Linked DNA regions of Homo sapiens: region 2 is linked to region 1. Evidence: chromatin loops called from intact Hi-C (ENCODE). Cell type or tissue: ascending aorta. All regions are shown on one strand. Links, peaks and the distances in the headings refer to the core of each region. The heading gives the core; the rest is flanking DNA.

Region 1 (11,186 bases), core at 3,877-8,876:
CATGTCTCTGTAAGCCCTGAGTTCCATAAAGTGTTTTTAAACTTCATTTAAATTGTATCACACTATTTTCACTCAACATTAAATATTTCAGTTTCATCTGTGCAGACACATGCAGCTCCAGTTTATTTCTTTTTCACTGATGTATGATATTCCATTGTATGGATATGCCACAGTCCTATGCAGTTGATGTATATCTACATGTTTCTTTTTCTTTTTTTTTTTTTTTACTGTTACAAGAAATGCTGCTATGACATTCCTCTGCATGTCTCCTTGTGCGCTTGTGTGAGTTTCTCTAAGATATATACCCAGGAGTGAGTCATAGAGTACTCTGTGCATGTGCATGTGTGTGTACCTTGGTGGCCTTGCTTGAGTACTGAATCAAAGAGGCTACATACAATTAGGAATGCCAAGGTTGGGTGAAGCTTTTCAGGGATTTGGCTTCATTGCTGGGGAGAAAAATTTGGTGGAAACTACTAACTTCTCTTTCTTTAACATTCCCCAAAGAAATACTCCATCAATGGAAGGGTCTAGTAGCAGCCAGTGGTACTCATGAACTCCTGGTGGCAAGCAGGGACAAGGGCACTCCTGGAGTCCTGTCATCCTAAGCCTTCCTGGTGGCCACTACAGCCCTGGCCTCTGGAGGAAGAGGGATTAAGCAAGGGGCAGAGCCTGAATTTTCAAGCTAGTAGAAAATTAGCCAGGTCACACAGAATTAAAATAGAAGGTTCTTAAATAGGATAAACAATCCATAAAGAAAGCCATGAGATGTCGTTGCTTTCCAAGTCTGCACATAATTCCCTATTTTATATTATGTATACACATACATTCTATTGTAATGGCAACTAGCATTTAAATTTTCATAATAAAGTAGGATCAGTTGGTTTTATCCCACATAGTCGAATGTTATGCAGACTATGTTTCACAGGTAACTATGAATATGGCCCACCTGAACCCAAAACTCATACTTAAGAGTCTGGATTGATGTAAAAGAGAAATGGAAGAGGGAAGCAGAGTTCATGAGTCACTTTATACATGGACTTTCCATTGAAATGCTTCGAATAACAAGCACTGTTCCTGCGTATAAAATTGACTCATGTCTAGAGCATTGCCTCAGAAGCTGGGAATCTGCAACCCGGCTTGGCTTTGTGACTGACCACTGTAAAATGAATTTGGAGCAAATGATCACTAAGGCTCCTTCCAGCTTTAACATTTTGTGATTCTATGACCTAGACTGTCAACAGCTTTGGCTCCTTCCAGCTTTAACATTTTGTGATTCTATGACCTAGACTGTCAACAGCTTTTTTTTTTCTTTTTTAGACAAGGTCTGGCTCTGTCACCCAGGTCAGAGTACAGTGGCACAATCTAGGCTCACTGCATCCTTGACCTCCCAGGCTCAAGCAATCCTCCCACCTTAGCCTCCTTAGTAGCTGGGACCACAGGCACATGCCACCACACCCGGCTAATTTTTTGTATTTTTTGTAGAGATGGGATTTTGCTACGTTTTGCCCAGGCTGATCTCAAACTCCTGGACTCAGGCGATCTGCTCACTTTGGCCTCCCAAAGTACTGGATTACAGGTGTGAGTCACCACACCCAGCCAACAACTTACTTTTTACACATACCTTTAGCCTTCTATCTTGTGCATAAAACAAATTAAACCTACATACATGTGTACTTGCCCTCCCTGCCCCATGCCTGCCTGGCAATGTCCCCCGGTATCTCCTGACACTCCCTCCTGACAGCTACCCACTCCTCTAGACAACCTGAAATGGCACCTGAGGCTTCAAGTCAGCCTCTTCTCATTTGCTTAATTGCTAATGGAGCTGGTGGTAATTTTCCATCCAAGAGTTTCATTTTTTTTTTTTTTAGAGCCAGTTGGAAGCATCACCATTTCAGGAGCTCTGAACTCTAGCATCTGTTCTGTCTCCCTCCTGAGGCAGACGCCTGGCAAGGATAAAGCCACAGGATGTGGCTGTGGATGGATTTAGGGAGCTGGGCATTTTCTTAGTCCAAGTGTTGGAGAACTGTCCCCTTGCTCCACTTCCTCATCTCCTGCAGGTGAGCCAGCACAGATGGCCCCTGGCAGGGACCTCAGCAGCTTCCTCAAGCCAGAGAAGAAGACCCCTACCTTGGAGGAGGATGGGAGGAAGCCAGACTTTCTCCCAGATAGGCGCCTCCATCTCTAGAAGCCAGACGTTGCCATGGAAACTGAGCTACTGGTGGCCACTGTGTGATTTGGCCCCTGTGCTCGCTCATCCCCAGCCAGGTTTGGTCTCCTGTCAGTGCAGCCTATCCATGCTAGGGCATATAGTTCCCCAGCTCAGTTTCCCAGTGCCCTTTCTTGGTGTTTCAGGACAGCCTGTTGGCAAGTGAGCAATGGCAGAAATCCTGTTTCAGAAACCTAGGGATTACAACCAGGGACAAGCAAGGAGGAACCTGCTTTTCTAGCCAGAACAAACAGAACCTCTCTGCAGTCCCTTTCTCGGGGGCCAGGTGAGATGAGCTGCAGGAAGCAGAACAAGGTGCCCTGAGGATCTCTCTGAGAGGGGAATGGTGATTCCCATTTAGGTAGAGGCATCCACGCCAGTTGAAGATGTAAGTGGCTCTGTATTAAAAGTCACCCCAGGCAGCCCCAGGGATTCTGGATGAAAGAGGATGGCAGCAGGAAACCTTGACGCTTCCTAGCACCTCATTCACCCTGATCTTAGCGGTCGCAATGAGGATGATAATGATAATCAGCACCTAGTAAACCATGGCTCTGGGCTAAGCACTGAAGAGATAGAATAGGATAAGTGACTCATCCAAGGTCCCATAGGTTGAAAGAGGCACAGGAGGATTTCAGTCTGGGACGGTCTAAACCTAAAAGGTCTAGGCTCTGGGGTACAGCCAGTAGCCCAGGGTCTTTATTGGAAGATCACTTACATGCATAGGCAGTAGCTTAAAAATGCTACTTGGAAGCATGAACTCTGAGAATCACCAAGCTGGAAGGAACTGGAAAAGTTCTCTTTCCTATAGGAACTAGGAGGCACCTGGCTGGATTGGGCAGAACATTGTCCAAGGGGCAAGAGCAAGTTGGAATGGAGGGGAACTCAAGTGAGTACCATGGGAACAACCTCCAGCTTTGTGGAGTAGGGGCTGGGTCAAGGTTAGATGCAACCAGAGGTCAGGCGCAGGGTCTTTCTGATCAAGGAAGGAAACCAAGATAGAGACAGGCAACATGGAAGAACCTAGGACCTCAGCTGTGACCAAGACAGCATTGCAGGAGTTGCACTTCTATCAGGAGTGGCTTAAGTTCATTCACCCCTTCAATACCCACTGATTAAATGCCCACTATGTAGCTTTTCCCTTGTGGGTGTTACCATATGGAAGGGGAAGACGGACATAAAACAATCTCTGTCTTTCTCTATCTCTCTCTGTCTGTCTCTCTCTCTCTCTCACACACACACACACACACACACACACACACACACACACACACAGAGTAATTATACAGTTTAGATAGGCTGGCCAGGAAAGACCCCTTTGAGGCTGCATTTTAGATGAGACCTAAAAGAGGAGAAGAGTTCAGTCATGTAACCATCTGGGAAAGCTATCCCAGGCAGGGGGCTCATGGCATCAGAGGATCCCGAGGTAGAAAAGAGCTTAGTGAGTTGAAGGCAGTGTGGCTGGAGCCCAATGCAGGGGAGGACAAGATGAGGCTGGGAGGTAGGCAGGGCTGCACTGTGTGGGGCTGATGGGTCATAATTAGGAGTTTGGATTGAATTATAAGGGTAATGGGAAACCAGTGGAAGGTGTTAGGCAGAGCAGATGCCATGACTGAATCTAAGTTTTAAAAGATCATTCTAGAAATTGTTGCATGGTAGCCTTTCAGGTCTTCAGGCAGCTGGTCATTCTCCTAAGTCCTCTCTGGGTTGGACTCAACTTGCCCTTGAATCTTGGGGAAGGAGGGACAGGAGAAGCTGGGGAAAAGAGGGAGGAAGGGAATGGAATAGACCTCACCTCCTTATCATTTCCTACAAGCCCCACTTTGGGGAGACCAATTTCATGGTGAAGTGCAAATGGGGAGTCTTTCCTTCCCTTGCTTCCTGGTGATGAAATCATTAACATGTTCCAGATACTGCTGCAAAGGTGGGTCAAATCTGTGTAGCCCAGCATGGGGGCGGGCCTGAGCCTGGTTCACTTGGGCTGATTTGGTGTGGACAGCTATGTCTCTTTGCTCCTTCTTTCCCTACACCTCCTCTGGGAAGAAGAAAACTAGACTGTTCCATGGGTCTGTAGAGTGGCTTTCACAACAGGAGGCCTCTGAGTGATCAACCACGGGAAGGAAGCCTTCAAGGGCTGGGAGGAAAATGGCAGAAGACAGAGGTTAAGAAAAAGGAACTAGGAAGGCTCCTAAAAGGAAGACAAATGGGCAGGGCAGGGAAACTGGGAGTAGGAGGACCGAGCAGCTCAGGAGGAAAAAATTAAAACATATTATGTGTCTTCACTGGATTTATACTAATTTTTGTAAAACAATGTGGGGAAAGCATCACTCATCACCCTTATACCAGTGCCAATGACAAACCATTGAGGAAAGACCCTTCTCCAGGGACAGGTCTGCAAGTAGAGAACCATGCCAGACAGCTTGAGGGAGAATGAGAACAACAGTTTATCTGCAACAGCCCTTGTGTGCTGCCTCCAGGAGATTCTTGTGGGATGAATGCATATGGGGGCAGAGAGATTTATTTTAAACGGTTTCGGTCACACCTCTTTTGGCCTGCCTGGTGGGCGAGGCACGTAGGTTACTTGCTGGAAAGAGACTCTAATGGGGGAACAATGAGAGCAGCAAGAAGGGGCTAGTGGCCTCTTCTAGTTCCTTCCAACCTGGCAGCAGGCAAGCTCCTATTCTGACACCTGAGCCCTTGTGGTGGGGCCCGTTCTGAGTCAACCAGAGCACAGGCCGGGGATAGAGGCAAGGAGGCAGCAATTCAACAGTGGTGAGTAAATTTAAATGCTTTTATTAACAATCTTCTTACATTACAAGGATAATATGACAAAAAGAAAGTTTCTGCGTACATATTATGATAAACCAACATAGCTCTATTTGTATCCAGTGTTCTAGGTCCCGTCACACAGGTACTATAAAGCGTAGTCTGCAAAATAATAACATCAAGAGGTTTTTTTTAAAGAAAGTATTAACATATTAATATGTATGTGATAATAGACTCCTAGGTATTTCCCCCCATCCCCACTTATTTTTCCTTTGTGATTGACATGAAAATGGTTCAGCAGCGTGGGGGTGGAGAAGAGAGAGACGGGGGCTGAAATAGACGGAATCAGACTGCTGGTTCTTCCGGAGAGACAAAAGTGAAGACTGAGAGGTGCCCGAGGGCAGCCTGGCCTTTGTCTTTTGGTGAGCAGTATTGTGACCGCTGTCCCCCTCTGGACAGAGGGCTCGGTCCCTTGGTGCCCCTGGCGTGCTCTCTCTCTGAGGTACAGTGCATTGTGGGATTGCTACCTGGGGATGCCCATCCCCTGGCCGTGGGTCTAGTCCACTGCAGTGGGAAGAAGGCTCGGCCCGGCCTGGTCTCTCTTGAGCCAGGTACTGGAGGGTGTCCCAAGACCCAGTTGGCAGCTAACTGTGGCTCAAGGAGGTGGGCATTGGCAGAACAGACCCGCCCTGGGCTGCAGGTGGAGGGGTGGGCCTGCTGGAGACTGAGGTACTTGTAGGATGGTGGGGAAGAGCAAGACAGGGGCAGAGGAGGCTCAGGATGGGAGCAAATGCCCCTTCGGACCCCAAAAGCAGAAGGCTGGTCTGGAGAGAGGGAGCATGCAGCTGCCCTTGCTCCATCATCTGGTGCCTGGTCAGGCCCTCTCTCCTACCTCCAGGAGGAAAAAAACAGAGAGAGGAAACTGCGAGCAAATGGGCTTCTGGGTCCCGTCAGGGCTGCACAAGCCCTCTGTCATGCTGCCAGCTTGCACCAGTGCCCCCGCGTGGCCCCCAGACATCCCCGCCCGGCCCGGGCTAGGAGCTGGTGATAAACCCAGGGAGGGGCCCTCCCCAACGAAAGTGGATGAGCTTGGGGTATCCCAGCTCAGCCTCTGCCTCAAGTCACAGAATGCGAACAGTGTATGTGAACTAAACCTGCCTGTTACGGCGGGAGTGGGGTAGGGGCCACGGGGCCTCTGTGAGGGAGGGGGAACAGCGTTGTCCTGAGTACAGCCAGCAGCAGCTGCTGCGCGGAGCGGGCTGGGCCAAAGCCCTGCTTCTGGACTGGAGTAGCCATTGAATTTATGAGTGTGCAGATATGTCTCTCCCACCGTTTCCTGCTAGCTGATGCCCCCTGCCCTGGCCAGAAAGCCTGTGGATGGTGGGCAGCGCTGCCTGGCGATGCTCATGCTGCCCACATCCTCTCCTCCTGACAGTGGTTGAGCAAGTGAGGGAGGCCAGGACGGCTGCACTTCAGGGGCTTGGCCTCTAGGGGCAGCAGAAGCATCTAACAGGGCAGGGGCGGTATCTTTCCTGGACCAGCTCTTGATCCAGTTTGGACCTTTCCTATTGCCACTGACGCTGCTCAGTCCTGGTGCGGGAGGGTTTTGAAGGAGTTTGTGCAGTGGTCCCTCCACCAGGAGTCAGAGACCACGTCCTACTGCCAAGCAGCAGTGACCGCCTAAGCGTGGGCTGTGGGGGTGGGGAGAGGTAGGGGGCACCTCAGCTGGAGCTCAGGGGGTATCTCCTTCCAACCTCAGACCAAGCCTGTGGAAAAGGAGAGAAAGTGCATGGAGCGAGCCGGGACCCAGCCACTCTCCTCTCCAACACTCCGGGTAGGAGGCCCCCTTGCCAGCCAACCCTGCCTGCTGGCCTTCCCCGGCTCCCTCTCCGAAGGCCGTGCTCCCTTCCCCTTTGCACAGCACAGCGCCAGGCTTCCCACTGCTCTCCCAGCTCTATAGACTCTATTTTTATATCTATTTAAAACATAGAAATGTATAAATATATAGGATATTATTTATAGATATATAGACGTGATTTACTCTCTTACTCTGTGTGTATACGTACTGTATATGTCCATATATACAACATATATGCTGTAGCATCTGTATTCTACACTGCACATACCCCTGCTTCCATGCACTCTCTCCTAGGGAGACTGGATTGCATAGGTATTTCCAGGGTGATACCACTTGAGGGGGTGGGGGGGAAGGGAGTGCCAGATGGAAGTGGAGGGGCGTACCATTTTCCTCCCAAAAGGGCACTTTTTCTCCCTCTGGCTAACATGCAAACATTGCCTGAAAGGCTCCTTAAAAATATCACAGCACCATCCACTCAGCTCAAGCACCCTAACCAACAGATGGCAAGAGAAGGGCCCCCACCAAGTGGGAGATGGGTTTCCCTCCAAGCAGGAGAAGGGCCGTGCCAGTCTCTTGGGTCCTCCTGAGGACTGAGGAAGAGGCCAGACTAGAACCCATGACACGGCACCACCTCCCCAGAAGACTGGTGTCTGGAATGGGCACACCACTGCCCTCTGAAAACCCCTTTCTTGTCTGAGGAGGACTGGCCTGCCTGTTTCAGCTGTTTCAGCCTGGCCTGGCTAGATCTGCCTCTTGAAGCAGGGAGGGGGCACAAGTCCAATGCCTTCTGCCAAAATTGGACCTATGGGCCAAGAAAAAGCATGAATTCGACTTGGAAATCAACCCAGACTGAAAGCCAAAAGCAGACCTAGGTCTAGAACTCCCATTCCTAGAGGGGGTAGAAGGAAAATGAAAGGGGGGATCCAGAAGAGGGAAGTTATACTTCAACCCCTCAGGCCACCTCCTGGGTCCCATCAGGCTCCAGGTGATCAAGTAACATGGCACCAGCCCCTCAGTGCCGGCTGGGCCAGGGCTGTGGGCCCACAGTAGGGTCTCAGCTATTGTTTCCAGCCTTCTGCATGCTTTCCCCCCTGTTGGCACCACCTCCAAATGAATGGAAAACATTTAAACATTACCTTAAGTAATTACAAGGTACTTTTCCTAAATTAAAGGGTTGGCATAAGCAACTCAAGGGGAGGACCACCTCAGCAAAACAACTCAACTTGGAAACATGTGGCAGAGGCTGAGGTCAGAGACCCCCAAGTGCCATAGATTCCAGGGCCCAGCACTGAACCTTGCCATCCAGGGACCCTGGAACTTGAGCCTGCTCTCAGTCCCAAGTGAGGATGGGGAAATGAGGATGTGCCTAGCATCACAAGGTGTCATAGGCCAGTCATTAGAAAAATTAAATTAAATAAGGCTGCTGTTTCTGATGCCTGGACTCTCATATTCAACCAGGCAGGCAAAACTTGGGGATTCTGACATGGCAAGAGTTACAGACTTGACTGCGCTGTCCTCATGTTTCACAGATACTAGATGGCAGTGGATTTTTTCTTTGTCCTCCATGAAGGAAAAGCAGATCATATTAATCATAAGGGCTCTGGCTCCCAGGCTCTGCCAGGTATCACCTTGGCACAGTTGGCCACAAACCTGGGCCTCAAGGTTGATCTCACTTCCCACCAACCCTACGAGCCAAAGAAAGTCACTAATCAGCCAGCCCAGTTATGCCAAGTCTCAGCCCCAGAGACACACTTCATTCTAAGCCTGTAGTCATCACTCCTAAGCCAGAGGCTGAGTTAAAGGGCTCTGTCTTGTCTGAAGTAACAACATTTGGGATCCACCAACTGCTTTTCCACAGTTCTGTATACACATCAAGGGGAGATTAGGTTAGCCAAGCATATGCTCCCTGGGCTAGACCCTGAGTGTCCCATCAGTCCAAGTCCTTCTCAAGCAAGCAGAAGAGTGGGAAATGCCTATGACAGAAATCATGGGTAATCACATGCAGAATTCACAGGACAGAAGCACTGGGCCTCCCAGGGAGCATCCAAGCTGAGAAGAGACCCCGTGTAAATTGCAGTGGTGTATCACCCAAATTATTCCCTGTCCCATGGCAGTGTGGCCTACAGAGTGTCTGCCACAGCCCTGGCATGGCTAAATTCAGCAGAAGCCACAAGCACCCAGAGTTTTAGGGATGCCCTAACCTAACTTCAAGACCACCTGAGAGGTTAGCTTTTCCGAGGTCTGGTGGCCAGCTCAGGAAGTGACCCCTGCAGCTGCATGCTGTGCATAGCAGCTCATTCTGCTAGGCCAGAAGTGGGTCACCTGCTCTCAGCTTTCTCAGGAACTACAGGGTAGGCACTGGCACTGGCCCATAAGCTTTTCCCCTTCTAGCTGAAGATTTTAGCTCATTTTGGCCATGATCTCTTGAGAGGAAAAAGAGTAGCTCCAACTGACCAGGTGCTCAGGAAGACACTGGTTCTCTCTTCCTGGTTTTCAAATGAGCGGGAGCCTTAGCCTGCTCCTCCCTACCCATTACCCAATGTAAGGTGTAAGGCAACTGTTGGCTAGAAGAAAGGATCTCAACCTACTGTTTCTGCCCTCACCAAGCCCTGTCTTGCTAGCCATCTCTGCCCTCAACCCTTCTTAGTCTCTGCAATGTTCAGTGAAAACTCCCCAGACACAGCAGTTTGCGTGTGTGAGGGGAGAGGAAGTCCCAAGGCTGGGGCTGGGCCAGGTGGGACCTGGTGCTTTGCAACAGCATCCCATTTGACCACAGTTAGGTTTTGACCCTGATGGGAGGAGCAGATGGAGGGAGACATCAGTTTAAAGTGGGGAAGTGGAATGGGGCTGGGAATCTCAAAGCCTCAGAAGGAGGCTTTCAGCCTTTCCTTGCTAGTTCCTGCTAACTGTCTTCTTGCTCAGAGGAGGGTAGGGAAGCATGTGTGCAACTGGGGTGGGAGGTGGGGTGGATGTCACCAGGCAGGGGTGCATTGATTTGTTGAAGAAGGCAGCATATGAGGCCTGGCAGTGGGACAGTTGGAGGAACCCATTTTTTTTTGTTTTTTGTTTTTTAACATGCTACATCACTGTTGAAAACAAACAAAAATATTTCAAAAATAATATATAATATATATAATATATTTATATAATGAAAAGCTATTGACTAGCAGCAATGATTCTAAAGTTATCTTAGCACCAAGACCATGGAGGTGAAGGGGAAGGGATTGGTAGGGGATGAAGGGACTGGTGGAACCAAGAAAGGGCTATAACATGTTCAGTGTTGATGACATTTCCACTATGGTTCTCAACGGTGGCATGAGGCCTCAGAGACAACATAAACCAAGAAGGAAGGAAGCCACCACAGTTTTATAATGTCTGAACCAAGCAGGCTGAAGACATTGGGGCCTTGCCTGTGGCCAGATAACACCACCCTCTGCCAACCAAGAGATGAAGCTCTCAGCAGAACTGACCACATGTATATAATTCAGATCTTCCTCCCTCCCCCAAAATGACCTGCATCCACGTGATAGGATCTCTGCATATAAAATATGCATAAATCAGATGTAGGAACATGAACAGAAGTTTTTAACAGCTCACGCACATTTTTTAAAACTCCCTTGCGAGGTATACCGGTAGTTAAATGAATGAAAGAGCATTGATCAGACTCCTCTAGTTTAAACCACTACTTGCCCCAGGGAATAGGCAAGTGGCTATTTCTAAAGCTTATATTGTATATTGTGATTGTGTGTGTGTGTGTGTGTCTGTGTGTGTGTGTGTGTCTGTGTGTGTGTGTGTGTCTGTGTAGGCTGATGCCTTGAGAGTCCTCTCTTCTTTTCTCCATTTCTTTAGGACATCTCTACCCTGTTCAAAAAAGGAAGAGTTTACAGGCAGAGACACATTCCCCAGTTTCCTATGACCATGTAGCATGTTATCAGCCTTGTTGCAAAAGGAGGACCACATCTCTACAGACTCTCATTTGAGTTATGCATAACTTAGGGCACAATTTGCATTGACACTACCTGCCACTGAACTATAGCAGGCATTTCTTGATTATTAAAGGAAAAAAAATACCCTCAACACATGATATGATTATAAAGAAAAAGTATAAATAATCCATGTAACTCGAATATGTACTTTTCATTTTCCTTGTTTTTTAGCCAAAAATCACTCCCCTGTTGGGGTCTGGACTTCTTGGCTCTTCATCTCCCCAAAAGCCCTGGATTGGAATGGAATTATATTGTTTTATCCTCCACCTCGTAAAAACAGGAATGCTAAAAGCTTACCCCTTCTCCCTTCCCCAGGATTTCAAGCTCAGCGGTGAGGCAATGTTGCCTTCAGTATAATGGGTAATATTGTGAG
Region 2 (11,186 bases), core at 4,025-9,024, 50 kb after region 1:
TGTGTGTGTGTGTGCACGTGTGTGTGTAGGTGGTGTAAGTGTAGAAAGTGAGATAAAGCAATGGGTATAAAGTGTTAGCAATAGATGAATCTACAGGCAGGTGTGAGGGTATTCATTACACTATTCTTGCAACTTTTCAACCGAGTTTGCAACTTTCAAAATAAAGAGTAGAAATTAACAAGCAAGCATGAAAAGCACCTGCTCGTGCATGCTCACACACTGCACGACTACCCTGTCTCAAACGCCCCTTTTCTTTCTTCTCGAACAAACCTGTTACTCCTCACTTCTCTGAGCATCCCCGAACTTGGTAACACCTGCCTGTCCCCACCACATGTCATAGCACTGCAACTGTCTGCTTATTTCATCTAGCTAAGCACTCAGGGTCTCTCAGAGGCTTTTCTGGAGGATGTGCCATGAGCTCTGGCACGTCCACTTTCAAGTTTTAAAAGAAATTGTCAATTTACTATAAAAGCTGAAATGGGAAACACTAAAACACCATTTCATATCTGCTTCTCCCCAGAACGGTAGCAGTCTGGCAGGTGGGGAGGCTGCCTCGCATGGAGTGGACAATTCCACCACACAGTGTCCTCTTTATAAGGGCCCCTGGGAAACCTATCCAGTATCAGCGCCCAGAAGGGCGGACCTCCTCAGGAGCTCCCTGGTCCTTTTCACATTATGGACAGAATGTACCAGCTACTCTCCCAGTGGCTGCCAGATTTGGAGCCTGTATAGCTAAAAGTGCAGATAGAGGTCATTATAGTATGCATTTTTAGCTTCATTCCTGGCTTCACTTAGGGTCTCCACCCTTGTTTTCCTTTCTTCTTTCTCTCTCCCAGTTTTAATATGCCATTGTGGTATATTTTATGTATACTGCTAGGCTACCCTAAATCCCTTCTGGAACAAGCCAAGGTCTGAACGAAAAACTTACATAGAAACCCTGTGCTCGCGGCCGGGTGTGGTGGCTCAAGCCTGTAATCCCAGCACTTTGGGAGGCTGAGGTGGGCGGATCACTTGAGGTCGGGAGTTCAAGACCAGCCTGGCCAACATGGAGAAACCCCGTCTCTACTAAAAATACAAAATTAGCTGGATGTGGTGGCGCATGCCTGTAATCCCAGCTACTAGGGAGGCTGAGGCAGGAGAATTGCTTGAACCCAGGAGGCAGAGGTTGCGGTGAGCTGAGATCGTACCACTGCACTCCAGCCTGGGTAACGAGAGCAAAACTCCATCTCAAACAAACAAAAAAACAAACAAACAAAAAATCCCATGTTGGCTTCCTCTGTCTTCTGCCTCTTTACCAAACCACATGGCTGCGCAGCACCCCCAAATGCCTCGTGCCAGCAGCATGGTTCCTGGCCTGCAGTGTCTGAGGGTAGCCTGGGTGATCTTGGCAATGAATCACAGCATTTATAATTTCCAATAGGATGAAAAAGCAGAGCAAGGGGCATGTCTTTCCTAGACAGGCAGAGGTGAGTGTCCAACTCCTGCCAAGTCAGCCAGGCCACGAAGGAGAGTTGTGGAGTGGAAATGGCCATTCGGTCCATTATGACCCAGGCCCATGCCTTGTACCACTCTGCCCAAAGTCAGGCCAGCTTTCCTCCAGGTTAAGCGAAGACAAAGAGGGAACTTGTGCTGGGCAGGAAGAATGAGTAGAATAGAGTCTACCCAGGCAAGGAGGTAAGAAGAGGCGTGCTAAGTAAGGGAGGCTAGAGGGCCAAGAGGCGGAATGAGAGGGTAGGTTCTGGAGTCAGACTGCACAGGTTTGAACCCCAGCTCAGTGACTCACCAGCTGTTTAGCTTTGTGCAGAATGACTCATCCTCTCCAGGCCTCAGTTTTCTCAGCTGTGCAATGGATGGAATAATACCTATGTCACAGGAGCGTTGTTAGGATCAGATGAGATTATGCTATAAAGCACTGAGCACAGACCCAGACACATAGTAAGTGCTCAATAAACATTAACAGCTATGCTTGTCATGACCACCACCATCATTTCTACAGAGTAGAGTGCATATACTGAGGGAGGGAGTGTGGAGGGAAATGTGTTGTGCTGAATGGGGGCCAGAGCTTTTGCAGGCAGGCAGAAGGTCCAAAGAAGATGATATCCAGTATGGCTTTGGGACAGGACTTGACAAATGAGGGCAGTTTATTTAGGATATGGGGCTTCTAGATCTTGGTCCAAAAATCAGCACCACTGTTCACCCCACCTTCCCCGTACTCTCCCACCATTTGGCCTACCCATCAGCAGAGCAGGCAGGGCCGTTCTTCACGCCTGCTTTTCCCCAGTGGAGGCCAAAAACCCATGCCCAACACACACATACACACACACACACACACACACACACACACACACGAACTTTTCTTGAGCCACTTTAAGCATCTGGTGGCTCTAGGCCTTCAATGTCTCTCACCTCTTGGGTTCCCAAAGGTCAAAGCCCCCATATGGCCTTGCAGCCTCTAACCACTGCCTCCCTGTGCCCATCTGCTGGCTGCTGGCTGCTGGCTGCTGGCTGCAGCTAAGGCCCTAGGAAGAAACCTCAGAGGGAATAACCTCCAGGCCACCAGTCCCACCTCCTGAACTGGGGCCACGCCTACTCGTGACTGGTGGAGCTAGTCTAGAACCAGGTTGCAAACACCAGGGCCTTCTATTCCTCCTTTCTTCTCACCGTAGACCTGTGCCAGGCAGCCAACCTGGGAAAGTTCATCTGCTTTAAAGATTCTCAACTTTCCATGGCTGGGCTGTCCCAAGGTACAGACTCTAGCAGCTGCAGAAAGGGATCCTAATAGCCATTCCTTGGGCACAGTCTTAGATTTTTTCTCCTGCAATTTTCCAATAGGCTGTGAAGCCATAGGCTTCCTCTGTTGAACGTCTATCCATCCTTCAAGACAAGATCCATCTCCAATCTGCCCTGTTGAAACCAATCCCCCTCTCCCTACTGCTACAGCCCTCTGCAGCACTGCGATCACCAAGCAATACTCTGCCTCTGTATTACTTGGTTGGGAATAAGCTTCCTCCCCTCCTATCCACCATGGCCCCTGCTCCTCATAACTGAACCACAGGCTCCATAAGAACAGACAGCAAACCTCACGCAGCCCTGTTATCCCCAGAGCTCCCTGCTCAGGACCTAGTGCTCTGGAGTTGCTCTGTGTATGTGAGGTTGGGTTGAACCTGGACACATAACCAAAACTGGCTCAGGGTAGCTATTAACTGCTCCACCCCATTAGCAATGTCTCCCAATAAGGGAAGTCCTCACATGGTGGAGGGACACTATCTTTGAAGGAACCCAAGGTCTACTGTGGACCAGCTGTGGGAGTCCTGTGTTTCCTCGTCAGAACAAGAGGGGCAGCAACCCCCACCCTATGGACTGTTTCGAGGAAGAGTATGAGATGCCAGAGGTGTCCAGTATGCACCTGGCATATAATAATTGCTCAGTGGGCAACCAGACTTTTAAAACAAGCCATGCACCCTTGCTAGTTCCCTTTCCTCACCTCCCACTGACACCTTAATCCATGGCAATCTGGCTTCCGCCCATGAGACTGCTCCTGCCAAGGGGGCCAAGGAGACTTCCTACTGTCTCCTCCTACTGCTCCATGCCTCCTCAACTCCTCTCCCTCCAAGGATTCCTCAAACTCATATTCCAAAGGAAATGCCTCTTCTCTCCTCCCCAAGCACCTTTTCTGTAGGAAATGCCCTCCCTTCTCCGGGCTTCAGCTGCATTAATTTATATACTTAGTTTTCCCTGTCATCCCAGCATCTCTCTACTGCAGAGCCACACACACCAGAGTGCTCTGGACAGCTCCCCTGAGCATCTCACGGGCACCAGGAACTCTACTCATCCCAAGCAGAACTCACCTTCTCTGATCTCCTCGATTTCAGGCCACCTCAATCCACCTCCCTGCATATTTTAGTAGATGTCCCCCCACAAACATAAAAGCCTCCTATATGAGTTCCCTGTTGCTCCTGTAATAAATTGCCAATAAACTGCCAAAACCACAGTGGCTTAAAACAACACACATGTATTACCTTATAGTTCTAGAGGTCAGAAGTCCTACAATCAAGGTGTTGGCAGGGCCACATTCTTTCAGGAAGCTCTGGGAATTAATGTGTTTCTTTGACTTTTCTGGCTTCCAGAAGCTGCCTGCATCCCTTGACTCCCGGCTCCTTACTCTATCTCGAAGGCCAGCAGAGCAGCATCCTCCAATCCCTTTCTCTCTGACTCTGAGCCTCCCACCTCCCTCTTATTAAGATGCCTGTGATTACACTGGGCCCACCCAGGTAATCCAAGATCATCGCTCCCATCTCAAGATCCTTAACTTAATCACATGTGCAAAAAATCCCTTCTGCCATGAAGATAGTATATTTACAAGTTCTAGGGATTAGGACAGGGACATTTTTGGGGGGACATTATGTGGCCTACTATACCTAACTATCTCTATCTGCTCTAATCCTCTGGGCTAACCCTGTAGGGACAGAAATGATGCTGATCCACCCCCTTTTTTGTCCAGTATCTCCATGTGAACCCTCTGAGGTGATGTAAAAGGTTAGGAATCATGCCTTATCTCTACTCTACACTCAAGCACTTCAGCAGAACCCCTCCCTTGGCTTTTTGAGGATGCTAAAGTCTTTCTAATGAACAAACTCTCTTGACCACACACCCTCCCACCTCACTCTTATCTTTCTCCTCCACTTCTGATCTTATCTGTAACCAAACTTCTAGGAAATGACTATGCCTGGTCACCTCCATGCTAATCAGGTTCCACCCCCATCACTCTCCAGCAGGGTTTCTGCAGATAACTCTTTGTTATGAGGGACTATTCTGTCCATTGTAAAATGTTTACAGTAATCCTGGTCTCCAACTGCTAGATGCCAGCAGCTTACCCCTATGCTGAGCTGTGACAACCAAAAGGTCTCCAGACATTGCCCAATGTCCGGGGACAGGAGGCTGGGCTGCAAAATTGCCTCAGGTTCAGACCCACTGCTTTCTACAATAGCTCTTGCTAAAGTCACCCATGGCATCCCTGGTAGTAAATCCACGGGACACTTTTCAGTCTTTCTGGCTGGTTTCTCAGCAGCACTTGGCACTGACAGACATTGTGGCCTGGAGAACCTCTCTTCTCCCCTGACTTCCAGGTCACCCACTCTCCTGGTTTCCCTCCTACCTCTCTGGCTGCAAACCTTCTCTGTCTCCTTTGCAGGATCAAGCTCCCCTTCTAGACCATGAACTGCTAAAGTCCCTCAAAGCTTGCTCACAGGCCTTTCCACCTTTCACTCAGCACATTCTCCCTAGGTTCTGCGCTCCACACCCACACCCCCACTGACCACCCATGCACAGGTGACTCACTAAGCAACATCTCCAAGCCTCCTCTCCAAGCTTCGGACCCATATATCCAACTGCCTACTTGACATCACCACTTGGATATCTTGTTGTTACTCCAAACTCAACAAGTCCCAAACCCAAATCATGATTTTTCCCTCAACCCAGTCCCCTTCCAGCCTCCTCCATTTCTCAGAGAAAGACACCATTAACAACCTGTTGGGAGACTGCAGATGTCCTTGATACCTCCTGCTCCCTTCCTTAGGCCAGTTAGTCTATGTCTAAGTCAGAGCTCTCCTCTCTGATACAGTTCACAAAGCAGTTCGTTTGGCTCCAAGTCTTTGCCCCAACCCTAGCCCAGTCTTCCACCATTGCCGACTACAGAACTCCCACACGCTCTACCTGGGGAAAGGGGTGTGGGTACCCATTCTTGACCAGCACCCCTGAGCTCAATCAGTTCTCCAGGCTGTAGCCAAAGTCATCTTTTCAAAACATAAATGTGACCAAGTCACTCCCCCAACTCCTACATTATTAAAAGGACAGAAGTCCTAATTTGGTCCACTGGGCCCTACAAAATCAAGCCTCCATCATCTCCAGGCCCCTGTGTGTGCTGCACTCCAGGCACACTGACCTTCATCCAGTAGCTCAGATGTACCATGCTCTCCTGCCACAGGGCCTTTGCTCTTGCTGTCCAAGGCATCTGGATGCACCTCTCCAATCTTCACCTGGTAGGCATTCACCTCCTTCAATCACAGCTCAACTAGCAGGAAGGCTTCTCTGACCTCTACCCATATTACCTCCCCTGGTTGTTCACTTTTTCCCAGTCTCACTGTTTCTCCATCACCCTCAGAGTTATTATTTGACATGGATTTGTCTTAGTCTTTGATTAATTCTATCTTTCCCACAGAGAACTCCATGAAGGCAGGATTTATCTGATTGCCTTATCTGGCCCACCACTGTATTTCCAGGGCCAGCCCAGTGCCTGGCACAAAGGAGATACTCAAGAAGTGTTTTTGTAGTGAATAAGGATCTTCTTACCCTCTAGAATGCTTTTCTCTATTACCCCACCCTCCCCTATCTCTGTCTAGTAGCTCAAGCATGATTCCTTAAAGTTGCTTTGGTAACCCTTCCTCCTCATACCCTTGAAAACCCCTCTTCCTCATCTTTGCAACCCATCTATTGATAGTACCCTGTGTTGCAACTGATATCACATGTGTACCTGCTTGTTCAATGCCTGTCTTCCTACCAGATCGTCTGCTCCCTGAGGGCAGGAACCATGTCTGTCTTGTTGAAGGGTTTACCCCCAGCACCTAGCCCAGAGCCTGATATTACTGGTTTGGAAGTGGGAAGTCATGCTCTGCATCCCCAAAGGCCAGCTCCGAGTCACCCACTCTAGAAGATCGGTTGGTTCAATACTGCCCAATGGTCCACCAGACACACACATGAGGATTCATGGGGAAATTGCCCTGAGTTCTGCTTGGTGATTTCCTGATCTGCTGACTACTGCCAGGTGGGTGCTCTCAGCATTGCCCTTGGACACCAAGCGTTGCAGCCACTCAGCCGGGGCCAGGGGACAGCAAGATCCATCATCGACAGGTCCAGAAGCGATGGTAGAAAAGTTCTGGGGCCAAGCTGGGCCAGTATGGCTCCCCCTGGTGGTTTCCTTCCATGTTTCTTGGCAACCTCTCCCATGAATAGCCCAGGGCACACTCACCAGCCAGGAGAAGAAGCCAGCTGATTTGTCCTGGGTGGAGATCTGCCCCTCATAGGGGCCGAAGATGTGGCCCTTGGGGATGACCTCGTTTACACATCGCACGTCACTCTCTCCACTAGTGTCCTTGACCACCTCCATGCCCTGTGGGATGGTGAGCGCCGCCCGGTCTGGGATGCCCACGGGCACCGGTGTGTCAGACACAAACACCGGGGGGCCATGGTTTGGGCATTCATCCACGAAGTACTCCTGGCAGGACTCACAGACTGGAGGGATGGAAAGAGAAGGGAGGGCCTCAGTTGTTGCAGGGAGGTAAGACCCCCATGGGGGAGGTAGAGGGGCTGACAGGAGGCCCACTCATGGACAGCCAGCTGCAGGCCCCAGGGTCATCGGTAGCAATAACCCATACTCTCCCTGGGGGCTCCAAGAACAGGCCTGCCTACGTCAAGGAGGCCAGCAGCTACCTTTGTCTCAAGTTTTAAAAAACTGGAAGAAAGAGCATGGCTTTGGAGTCCAAGTGCAACTGTACCCCTTTGGGCCAGAGGACTCGAGGCGTGGGATACTTAACCCTCACCAAGACTCAGTGTGCTATCTGGAAAATGGGGCTAACAATAGCCATTTGGATGGCTAATGATGATGACGAACCAAGGCCTGGACCTGGGCCTGGTATATTGCAGGTGAGGACCTATCTTAGTAGCATTGTTGTGAATTCCCTAGCCAGGAATGGGGCGATGGGGGTGAAGGGAGGAGCAGCCCAGAGCCCCAAGCTCCACTTACACCAGAAGTCCACTTGCTGGAAGCTTTTGGGCACGATGAGGTCGCGCTTCCCCTTCAGTTTCTTGGGCTCAACTTCCATGGCCGAGGAGTCCGGTCTCCTAGAGCTGGCCAGGGCAGAGGCCCGCAAAGAAAGCAAAGAAGTCATCAGAGAGTGAGAGCCCAGTGGGGACAAAAGCTGGGGACCTGGCCAGGAGACCGAGAAGATGTGGGGTGGGCAGAGGAGTCCCAGCCAGCCTGCTGTTCAGTGCAGGAGGTGGTGGAAAAACTGGAGGATTGAGATGCGAGCACAGACCTCCCTAGGCCACTGCTTGGATTTTTCTAGAGCCTGCGCCCAGGAGCTGCCGGGAGCAGGGTTAGGGAAGGTGGGCAAGGAGTGAGAACGTTTCCCAGGGTTCCCAACCAACCGAGCCCAGGCACCTCCCACTCCCACTTCTCCCTCTCCAGTTCCCACACAGGGGCCTCACCAGGGCTGGCCATACTCCTGGTCTCGGAGTGGTGAGCAGACCTCCGTCTTCACCACCGTCACCATATCCCCCACGGCTGCATTGGTCTGGGCCAAGCACTCCTTCATGTTCTCGGTCATTCTGTCCTGGGACGCAGGAGGTGGGACCAGCACAGGAAGAGGATCAAAGAAACAGGGGAAGAGGAGTGAGCGGCGGAGAGGGCAAGTGGGGGTCTCGCGGAGTCTGGTTACCCTCCCTGCCATCCCCAGAGGAAGCACTTGAGAACACAGACAACAAAAACAGCTGTAGCCCGGCCAAGAGGAAATGCCGTTTCTATCCCGGGCTGGTCCTGGGGACGACTGGAGCCACCAGCCCCATGGGGTCAGGAGCCTAGAGCAGCTCAGGCCAGGAGGCCGCGCTGGGAAGCATAGCCTGGACCCCTAGACCAAAGGGCAAAGGGCAGGAGGATCCCACATGAGCCTGGGCGCAAAACTGCAAAGGGGAGAAGGGAGGGTTCACAACTCAAGCCCAACTTGGGCCAAGGGGTAGTGGGCAGACCGAACGGGCCCTCAGCGCCTGGCAGGGCAGCCCCTCACCCTGGGACTGCCGGGAGCGCAGCCAGGCCCCTTTGCCAGCTCAGAGCAGGTACAGGCAGGGCCTGGGGGCGCTGGCGAGGGCCAGCCAGGGCTCCAGCCCCACCCGACTCTCTCAAGGGGACACTCCCCAGCCCGCCGCTTACCGCCCTCCACCACCGCGCCGGGCTTCAGCCCCTCCCTCGGCACCCCGGGGTCCTCATGCCAAGCCCGGGGACACTCTTCGGGGCGAGGGTGGCACGCAGCCTGGGGCTGGGACGGCGCTGGGCCCTGGGACTGGGCGAGCGGCGTGTGTGACTCACTACCCGGGGCCCCGCTGGCCACACCCCTGCTCCTCGGCTAATCAGCCCCCTGCTCCCCACCGGGGCCCCAAAGCCGGCGGCGGCGACTGGGAGGGGTGCGGGGAAACGTGACGGCCTGCCCCCTCCTCCGAGCCAGCAGGGCCGGGGGCGCGCGGTGGGGAAGGGGAGGGCTGCCCAGGCCGGGCGCGCCGCCCCCTGCCCCGTGGCCGCCCCGTCTCGGGCCGGTGTAGGCTGCGGCCGGGGCGGGCGCGGGCGGGCTCTCCCCCTCTCGCCAGCCTTCCCGGCGGGGAGCTCCCTGCCCGGCCCGGCCCGCCCGGCCCTGCCCAGCGCCCGCCCCCCGCCCGCCAGGCCCGGCATTCCTTGCGGGGGCATGTGGCTTCTTGCCGGCCCTGGGGGCACGCAGTTGGCTGGCGGCCGGGAGGGGGGCGCGCAGGGAGCGGGAGGAAGCGGGCGCCCGGGCGGGGCGGTGGGAGAGGGCGCCGCGGGGGGTCGCTCCGGGTCAGGCGGTGGACGCATTCCAGGGCCTCCCACGGGGCCCGATGCGCACTCGGCCCGGGGGGTGCCAGGGCTGGGCGACAGCGCCGCGGAGGCCGGGCGGGTGTCCCCAGCCTCCGAGCTGCCTTGGTGTGGCGGCGACGACAGGGCCTGCGCTGCCACCCGTGCGGACACCGGACACCCGCTCGCTCAGCCGCGGCCGCACCTGCACCGCCTGGGGCGCCTGCCACTCTACTGCCTCCTGGCTGCGTTATGCCAGGGACTCCCCGCTGGGTGCTCGACCGACCTCAAAGCCTGTGGGATGGCCCCCTGCCTCCTGTGAGGGCGCAGGAATTGGGGCCTGGAAGATGTCAAGCGACTTGCCGAAGGTCATGCAGACCACACCCGATGGCTGCTTAGTAAATTGGAAACTGGCTGAACCCCCAGATTCAAGTGTTTCAAGTTGGCTTCACCATGCAGTATCCTCAGTCCAGTCCTCTACCGAACAATCGCTGGGATCACCCTTAAGTGGGTTCAGGTCCCAGCTCAGAAGTCCAGCTGCCAGGTGGGAGCAAGGCCCTGTGGATTTGTGAAGGATCCCTGAACACCTGCTGCCCTGAGGAACTCTCACTGGGATGGGCAGTACCCCCCACCATACATCCTGGGGTGGAGCCTCAGTGGTTAGGTGCCTGGGCACTGGACAGGCAGTGCCTGAGTTCAAATCCCACTGATGGGCGGTGTGATCCTGGGCAGGTGTTATGGACCCCACTCCCCTTCATATGTTGAAGCCCTCAGCCCCAGAGTATCTGTATTTGCAGATGGGGCTGTGAGGAGGTGATCAAGATTAATTGAGGTCATAAGGGTTAGGTGCCCTTATAAGGAGAGGAAGACACACCAGGGCCCTCTCCACCATGAGGACACATCCAGAAGGCAGCCATCCACAAGGCGGAGTGCCACCACCAGGAACCAATAGGCTGGCATTCTGATCTTGGACTTCCTAGGCTCTAAAACCGTGAGAAATAAATGGCTGTTGTTTAAGCACCCCCATCTACGGTATTTTGTCATGGCAGCCTGAGATGACTAATACAGCAGGTTATCTAACTTCTCTGTGTTCTCATTTCTTCATCTAGAAAATGTGGCTAATAATAGATTCTATCACAGACATAGCTGTATTCCGTGGACACAGACGAGTGTGGAGGGGCCAGTCTCTGCACATCCCACTAAAGAATGCTGATCAGGAAGATGAGTGCTAGTGACATCATCAAGGGGTGGCTTCAAATTCTCTCCATTGGCTGGGATTTATTTTTTTTAAGTCAGTCATTTGGAAACTCTGACGCTTTATTGGAACGGACTGCTGAGGACTGCTTTGCATGGGGCTCCCTTGCTCTGGCCCCTCTGCCCTCCACAAGCCCCACCTGTATGCCATTCTCCATCCTGCCATGGGGCCTGTGAACTTGCTGAGTCCTAGCCTGCAGAACACCTGGGGAACTCCTATCCAGACTTCAGACCTCACTGCCCCCCTCCAACTGCCACCAAAAACACCCTCTCCTAGCCCCATGTCACACTTCATGGCAGT

What was found. A loop is a pair of places that touch in the nucleus more often than their neighbours do. Peaks named below come from ENCODE experiments on the same cell type or tissue, not always from the same donor. Only the 100,000 strongest peaks of a DNase experiment are listed, where the experiment ranks them.
Region 2: it touches region 1 in a loop (4-fold over the local background); 10 of 110 quality-filtered maps call a loop at or near these places.

What each region holds. Positions count from the first base shown.
Region 1 is chr11:45,228,904-45,240,089 of GRCh38, reverse strand. PRDM11 (PR/SET domain 11) reads right to left here. Exons shown (of 8, transcript NM_001384648.1): 8 at 4,981-11,186. Among named protein-coding and RNA genes, the nearest start is that of SYT13, 52 kb to the left of the region's middle. In ascending aorta, for the core only: a CTCF peak has its summit at 6,449; a DNase peak (open chromatin) is centred at 6,449; H3K4me3 peaks cover 554 bases; H3K27ac peaks cover 945 bases.
Region 2 is chr11:45,178,962-45,190,147 of GRCh38, reverse strand. PRDM11 (PR/SET domain 11) reads right to left here. Exons shown (of 8, transcript NM_001384648.1): 2 at 8,263-8,387; 3 at 7,799-7,902; 4 at 7,025-7,287. The coding sequence starts at 8,381. Among named protein-coding and RNA genes, the nearest start is that of PRDM11, 38 kb to the right of the region's middle. RefSeq lists an enhancer at 7,895-8,626. In ascending aorta, for the core only: a CTCF peak has its summit at 6,947 (motif pointing left); DNase peaks (open chromatin) are centred at 6,967 and 8,318; H3K4me3 peaks cover 1,864 bases; H3K27ac peaks cover 3,862 bases.